2 separate regions of the Homo sapiens genome follow, and region 2 is linked to region 1. A link is a contact called in ENCODE Hi-C or POLR2A ChIA-PET data. All regions are on one chromosome and are shown on one strand. Each heading gives the region's core, a stretch centred on a gene start or an enhancer-like site at or near the end of the contact. The rest is flanking DNA. Distances are from core to core; before and after follow the strand shown.

The links. A loop is a pair of places that touch in the nucleus more often than their neighbours do. ChIA-PET counts read pairs that join two places held with the same protein, here RNA polymerase II (POLR2A). Pooled maps may share reads with other maps.
Region 2: a loop to region 1 is called in a pooled map, with 4 times the contacts of the local background. The contact joins the enhancer-like site here to the promoter of LINC00548 in region 1. A Hi-C loop is called at or near these places in 2 of 168 maps with a recorded cell type or tissue (gastrocnemius medialis and psoas muscle), 1 of 37 single-sample maps with no recorded cell type and 9 of 50 pooled maps. POLR2A ChIA-PET finds 5 or more read pairs at or near these places in 1 of 52 experiments (endothelial cell of umbilical vein).

Annotation. Positions count from the first base shown.
Region 1 is chr13:40,217,656-40,221,751 of GRCh38, forward strand. LINC00548 (long intergenic non-protein coding RNA 548) reads right to left here and starts at 2,847. Exons shown (of 6, transcript NR_033877.1): 1 at 2,782-2,847. LOC124903162 reads right to left here and starts at 38. Exons shown (of 5, transcript XM_047430821.1): 1 at 1-38.
Region 2 is chr13:40,438,261-40,442,110 of GRCh38, forward strand. All of the region lies in intron 6 of LINC00598 (long intergenic non-protein coding RNA 598), which reads right to left. Among named protein-coding and RNA genes, the nearest start is that of LINC00598, 41 kb to the right of the region's middle. Within about 2 kb of position 1,807, at least 22 of the 41 ENCODE cell types and tissues checked have a DNase peak (open chromatin) inside an H3K27ac peak, as active enhancers do; they include endothelial cell of umbilical vein, gastrocnemius medialis and psoas muscle, where a contact is called at or near this core.

The sequences.
Region 1 (4,096 bases), core at 1,597-4,096:
GCTGAGGCAAGAGAATCACTTGAACCCAGGAGGTGGAGGTTGCAGTGAGCCGAGATCATGCCACATAATTCCAGCCCGGGTGACAGAGCAAGATTCTGAAAAAAAAAAAAAAAGAGATGCTCTTGTCTGGAGAGAAGGGGAAAGGGGATGTGGTGACATACAGAGAGTTTCTCTTTCTCTGTCCCTTTCCCATGTCCATGACTGAGTGCAAGCAGATGGAGGAGAAGAATACGACATGCTGAGTTTGTCAATGAAGGAGTCAGGCTGACTCAGAGATGAAACCTATGGTGTACTTTTTCCCCTGGTTCCCCAGTGGTGTTTAATTACCATCATTATTAATTTATCACAGTAATTCTCTTTCAAAATCATATAGTGCTAAAAATAGTGTTTCATAAACGTGTGAAAATTGAATCTAGAAATTATTTACCAGGTTCCACATCCTCCCCAGAACTCCTCATCAATGAAAATTGATTTGAAGCTGATTTTTTTGCAAATCCATTGCCCATTCACCAACCAGTCCATGGAAATAGAATAAGCAGAAGGTCCTCCCTTTCTCCTAATAGCACTCCAAACTCCCTTTCCTCAGCTCCTTTGATCTGAAAATCTTTATCTTAAAGCACTTTATACACGGTCATTAATTTTCACAGCACTCCTGCTAAGAAGATTCTATTACTTCCATTAAACCATAGAGTAAACCAAGAAGCCAAATTAAGTGATTTGCCCACTCAGGAAATTAGTGGCCTGACTCAGTTCAAACATAGCAGCTAAGATTTCCAAGGCCTCGCAGCCAGCTGCCACCCTGACATTTCCTAGCTCCATAGAGTGGATAAGGGCCTGGGCTTCTGTGTCAGTACAACCTGGGTTCAAGTCCTACTTCTGAAATTTCCTTGGCAAATTACTCAACTTCCTTAAATGTGTGAAAATCTGCGATAAGAACACTTGTTTCATAAAGTCGCTACGAGGATTAAAGATGATAATGTACACAGAAGTACTTAATACATAACCTGGAACAAATAAAGAGCTATGTTATTATTATTGTACACACCTGGAAGGGTATACTCTTCACCCAGCCCCCTCTCATAATCTTTTCTTCACCACATCAGAAAATGAGCAAGCCACACCTGCAGCTCTATTTACCTCTGCTATATGACACACACATTTGCAGATAAAGTCTTCTATGGGAATAATAGGACACCTGAGCACATTCCTGGGGCACTGCTACATCAGCAATTATCCAAAGACTCATTGACATATCCACCCACCCACACATCCTCCCATCCATCCATCCACCCATTCATCCGTTTGACCACCCACCCATCCATCCATCCACCCACCCATCCATCCATCCATCCATCCATTCATTCATTCAAGCTTAGTACACATAGTAAGCACCTACCATGTGTAAGCCTGTGTTAAATATTGTGGGATACACTAAAATGATTCAGACATGGTCTCTGCCCTCAGAGCTATAAATACAATTAAAAGAAATTGTAAAACAAAATGGAATGTAAAAAGTGTTTTAAGGGAAGTTATTGAAAGTGAATGAAGGGCATTGCCACATGGAAAGAATAGTGAATTAAGAACAAGGAGATTTTTTTCTCAGCCCTGGTTTTAATGTTGGTCTAACATAAACCCTGTCACCTCCCTAGGCTTTGGTTTCCCCGAAGTAAGGAGGCAGAAGTGGAAGATCCCGAGGTCCCTGTAACTTCTAACATTTCATTCCCTCTGCCTCTACGTAAGTGAAGGTAACATTCAAACTGAGCACTGAGTAGCAGGGTATTGCATTCCAGGAGTGGAGACTCATACAAGCAAGTTTATGAAGATAGAAATACATCAATATTAATGGAATGGCAAGTGGTACCATTTGAATACAGCGAATGGCAAAAGAAGGTAATGTCTTGAGAGTTAGATTCAGAATAATTTGTGAAGGGCCTTATTTTTAGGCCAGAGAAATAAAAGAATTAGTTACTATTGAGCAAGTGCAAAAGAGCCTTCTTATGTGTCTGTGCAAGGAGCCTACTTTCTCAGAGTTACCTTCTCCCTACACTTCTCACACCTCCTTACACCTGCGCACCCTACAAGCAAGGGCTGGACATGGCCGAAGTCAATCACTTTGCAGAAAGTCAAAGTCCCTATTGAGAAAGGCCCCTGAAGAAGCTGAGCTGGGGTGCAGGGCCTCCCCCATATTCCCTGTAAGCCCTGTGATCACCAACACGGAGTTATCTTGGAGGGCTGTTCTCGTCTCCAATTACGCCCTGTACATGGTCATATTCCCCCACCCTCGGCAAACCAAAATGAGGCGGCAGCAAGGGCGAGTAAATAGTCTGTTTAGGGGCGTGCAGGCAATGCTCCAGGTTGTGCCACCAGGCCTCACTGCCAGGCCCTCTGTGATGGGTGCTCAAGCAAGCAGGGGGAAAGGGGTGCTTTCCTGTCCCCGCTGGAACGGCCTTCCCACCCATCTGCCTGGTAAACGCCTACTCATACTTCAAGCCTTAGCTCCAGAGTTGTCTGATCTAGAAGCCCTTCTTGACCACCCTCAAACCCTTCCCAGGCACAGTGGGCCCCTCACTCTACCCTACTCAGAATTTTCACAGCACCCGTGATTCTTAATCGTATTTATTCACATATCTTTCCCCCAAACAAGCTGCAAACAATCCCTTGGGCAGGATACTCTGTCTTAGTTATCTTCGTACTCAGTCACCTAGCCTTTACCTGACACGTGGTTGTACCTCATGAGCATTTGTCAATAACAAGAGTAGCTGACTTTCGCAGAGCACTCACCCCGAGGCAGGCACCACACTGGCAGCTTCACATGCACTAGTCATTCAATCCCCACAGCAACTGTTTATGTTTGGTGCTATTATCCCCACTTTATAGATGAAGAAACTAAGGCATAGATGAGCTAAGCAACTTGCCCCAAAGTGAAAGCACTACTTTCTTTTCCAAGATCTTTATCACTTTAGATATACAGTAGGTAAAGCAATCTGAAATTGAGAAAACCTCTAACGCCATTGCAGAACTGGGGGTTGTAAAAACGTTAGTCCAAGCTGACGCTGAAACAGTGGGAAATGTGTAGACACCACAGACTCAAATTCTGAGAATTCTTTATTTTTGGAGTCAGTGTCTCACTCTGTTTCACAGACTGGAATGCAGTGGTGCAATCATAACTCGCTGCAGCACCCAGCTAACTGTTTTTATTTTTTTGTAGAGATGGGGTCTTGCTATGCCGTCCAAGCTGGTCTCGAGCTCCTGGCCTCAAGCGATCGTCTCACTTCCACAGATGGTGAGAATTCTTCCTTATTCACCCCTAGTAAGGATTCACTAGTAATTTAATGATAACACCATAATACCCAAGTCACATAGTCCGATCATTAAGCCCAGTTCATGCTTATGGAACATCTGATAAAATAAATTTTAAACTATGACCTGCTCCTCTCCCTCCCACACTAACTCTGTGGACAGAGATTCATTTGCAACAACTTTTCTCCCACTGACTCCCAGTGACCTTTCCCACCACTGTCCCTTTTCAAATACAGAGTGCGTGTAGGTAAGCCCTCCCCAGGAGGGAAGAAAGAGGCCATTAGGCAGAGAGGAGATTTGCAGGGTGGAAGTACTAACTGGTTCTATCCCACTGCCCACCTCTGAAAATAGCCTCCTTGATGGCCACAAGCCCAGACATCTCATGAGAGCACCAAGTAGATTACATTCTTATTTATTTAAAAGGAAACAGCCCACCTGGGCCTGGATTCTCCACAGAAAAACAAAAGAGAAGCAGAGAGAATCAAACTAGCTCTCTGGAACAAAGGTGTACAGTTTAAATGATTGCACAACAACTGCTGCAAACCAGAACATTCTGTACGGTCGGAAGAGGCTTAATTAGCCTGAACCAAAAGTCTAAGGTCATGTGATTCAGAACATTTCACAGCCTGGGTTGTGACATTAGAGGTGCTACGGGCCATCCTACCAGACCACTGTGGGGCCCCAAACTGGACAGCCTTTTGTTTTCTCCAACCGAGGCTTAATTTAAATTAAAAACATCGAGGGGTAGTGGGGAGCCTCTGCCTGTCCTTTGGAAGCCACAGTTGTTTCATTTGTA
Region 2 (3,850 bases), core at 557-3,056, 220 kb after region 1:
AAACATCATCCACCACCCTCCGAGCCTTCTGTCCTATTTCCTGTTCTTTTTTTTTTAAGTATAGAAGGTTTTTAAAGGGACATCAAACATCTCTGTTCGGTGGATGGCATTATTATCAGCTCTTCATCCCTGCCTCATAAAGAACAGAGGTCACATTTTGTTGTGCCTGCTCACGGCCCTGTTTGTCTTTGGCAAGTGGTGTCTTGTGAACTGCTTTTGCTAGTTTGACCTTAATTCTTCCACGTCTTTGTCACCGCAGTGTATGCTGCTTGGGAGTCTGCCCCAGTTTCCTTTTCTTTTTGCTGAATTCACATTTTTATTTCATCTTTCTCCTACATGAACTTGTTTTCTTCCTCCTCTCTCAGCTTTCATTGAGCCCAAAGAAAGTATCTTATTGTGTTCTTCTATTTTATTCTCCTTTGAAAAAAAAAAAAAAAAACCCTCCAGGAATTCAGAACCCCTTTGCTGCTTATGCCCCCATGCTCTGGAGATTTTCTTGGAATTTAGATAAACTTATTAAAGTCCATTTTGTTAACATCCGTTTGCTGAAACCAACAGTTAAATCTGTCAGCACTGACGTCAATAATCTTCCAAAAGAAAGAGGTGAATATCACAGTTCCTCATGTCTAGAAAGTGATCACCTAAGACCTGGAACAGTTATAATTTTTTAAATCTGACTGCCCTTAAATTCATATTTCAATTATTCTTTTGTCATTCTATTAAGCATTGATTTGAACTAGAATTATCTATCTAGTTCACAGGCTAAATTCTCTTTAGCCCTTTGGCAACGGCTCCCTGACCTCTGCTATTACTGACTTATACTCTAGAGAAAGCACCCCTGCTTCTGTTCAGCATCTACTGGTCTCAGAATAGTGGGCCCGAAAAGCAGGCACATATTTTCCAAGACAGCTCAGAAAACCACTTTCACTTTCAGGAAACAAGCTTGATCATTATACTCCACGGAGCCGAGAGCCACATACAATTAACTACTTAACAAATACCTCTGATTAGGATTTTAAAGATTCCTGAGCAGAAGGAAAGAGTGGAGCAAATAAAAGAGATTGGCAGAAGAGATAGTCCCATGATCAGGATGACAGAAATACACAGAGATAGAATCTTAGGCCCATTCCCGTAAAAAACGTAACGGCTAACATTTCTAAGAGAGATACTTTGTGCCGCAGACAGCCCTAAGCCATGTATGTGGATCAGCTGCTCTCAATGGCCCCATGAGCAAGGTAAGATTATCATTCCTTCTTTACAAAGGAGGAAGCTGAGACACAGTAAGGTTCATAACTAGCCTCACGTTCAGCTAGAAGGTGGCTTTTAAACTGCAGAGCCGTAGTGCTTGCTGCTGCAGCTCCTGAGGACACCTGTTCCATGAGGCCTGGAGCTCTCTCATAAGGAATCTTACCTGCATGTTTTCCCCCCACCGGCCCCTCCTCCAAGGCCTTTCCTGCTCCCACGCCTTCTCTGTGTTCCTGACAAGCTTCAGCCCTGGATCTTAGACTTCCAGGCAGTCTACCACTTCTGGCACCACCTCTCCTTGCCTATCATGGGCCCCCTTTACTCTATGTTATTATTGGAGAAAAGCCACCATGCAAGATCCAGGGCCCTTTCCAGCTCTGAGGTCTTTCTTGGAAATCCAGCTCTCCAAGACACCTTGCTAAGGGTCAAAGCCATCCCTAGGGTGTACAGAATTAGGCAAGAAGCCACACACCAGTGGCTCAGTAACTAGAGGGACATGTTTACAGCAGCCAGCAGGGGCTAAATCCTCAGATTCAGATACAGCCAGTTCCACAAATTCAACTGCACCAAAACTGGACCATGAGGCACTGCTCAGTAGCACAAAATTGAAACCAATGCAATCAGCTCTTGGCTGCCAGACCCCTGGAACTGACCAATTGGCTGTGTAGGCTCAGCCCTGTCATCTGCTCCACCTCCAAATAACTGACCCTGACCTTTACTGACTGGAGTATCTTGGATACTTCCCACAGGGCTATGGCAGCATTTTTTTTTCTTAATTTTTTTTTTTTTTAGCAAGATGTGGTCTCACCATGTTGCCCAGGCTGGTCTTGAACTCCTGGTCTCAAGTGATCGTCCTGCCTCAGCCTCCCAAAGTGCTGGGATTACAGGTGTGAGCCACTGTGCCTGGCCCAGTCACTCACGTTTTAAAGTTACTAAATAATGAAGTTTAAAGAGGCTCAGAGACTAGCCCTGGGTCACTCGGGGACAAGTAACTTGTTGACATGGGATTGAGACCCAGGGTCACCAGCCCCAAGAATCATGCTGGCAACATTTACTCGGGTGTTTTGGAGCATCTTTCTAACACATTCTGGTAATATGGGACAACACTATAGATGGAAATCTCTTGTTCTAATGGTTCCTTTTAATTGAAGTGTTTCAATTTTCTGTGGATAAAGGAGGCAATTGGCCATCCCAGGCTGTTTTCTGCTCCCATTTCCCCTCTTTGCCCCCATAGGCAATGTCAACTCCTCAAACAGCCTCCCAGGTCAGAAGGGCATCAGACCCCATCAAACTCCAAGGGAAGGAGAAGGCTGTAGGAAAGAAAAGGAAAGTAGGTGAAGAAAACATGCTCATTTTATTGTGCGAAAGGGGAATTGCCAACGTAACATTCTGCTTTTCTGAGTGAGCATTTTGATCATCTTAGATGGACTGGAGCAAGCCAGGTTTCATTGATAAAAATCGCAACAGCCTCCTCCTGAGGGATATGGAATATCTCAAGCTATTTGTGAGATTCTATCACTATCAGATTTCTCTGTGCCCAGTGGGAATGAAAGTCTAAAACGCATTCCTGTCTCTGTCTCTCAAATAAACATTTTCCAAACATCCAAGAAACAGAGCATGTTAAGATCTTAAACTAGAGAATCCCATGAATGCTGTCTGCCCAAGACCGAGGAACAAGATCTATGTAAAAAGGGGGAAAGGGATTACTCCCCAAACAGGAGATTTTAGACACTATTAGAGGTCTTGAGGCATACCTAAACATATGAGCCAAACGGCGTCATAGGAAAAAAGGCTTCTGCTAGAAAGTACTTGCAGGCCATAACAAATTAGGTGATTCCCGTGAAAGAGATTAACCTTTGGTATCAAGTTGATTGAAGTCTCAGATGGCACTAGCCGCTGGCCATTCATCCCATCTCGTACTCAGAGGGTGCCAGCACTGACAGGCTCTGGAGGTCAGACCAGGGCAGGACACAGGTGGAAGCCTGCCAAGGCTTACCAAAGGGCTGGCAAGCAACTCGATATGGGAACTGGAGCTTTCCTTTTGAGTTTCCTGAGCCCTGGGCCTGTAAGTATCCTTTGCAGATAAAGGGTCCTAACCATTAAATGCATACCAACATGTTTTCACCATCACAGATAATGGCTTCACCATCTAAATGCTTTTAAAAATTAGCATGATGTTGTGGCTCCTTGTCCTTACTAAGGAGTTTATACCAGGAAAAAAGTGTGGTAATAACTGTGTACATACAGATGTCCTTTGACATAATGGGCCAATTCCATCAGTTTAATATTATACAGTAGTTCCCAAATCGCACTGAATAAAGGTGAGAGAGGCTGGCTATGAAGAATCACATCAATACGATCTTTGAGGCAGATTTGGCCCTGTTATCTATGTGCAAACATGAACACAGAGTCTTCTAAATTTTGCTTTTGTTTGATTGCCTTCCTATAAAGAAAAAAATTATCCAACATGATTAACCTTTGTTTGTAAAAATATATAAATAAATAAATTTTCCCTCGCTTTTGCTAAATAGTTAGAAGAGTAAGTTTGCAAATTAACACTTTAGCAAGACTCTGAATCAATCTCAAAGAAGGCTCTACTTAAGGA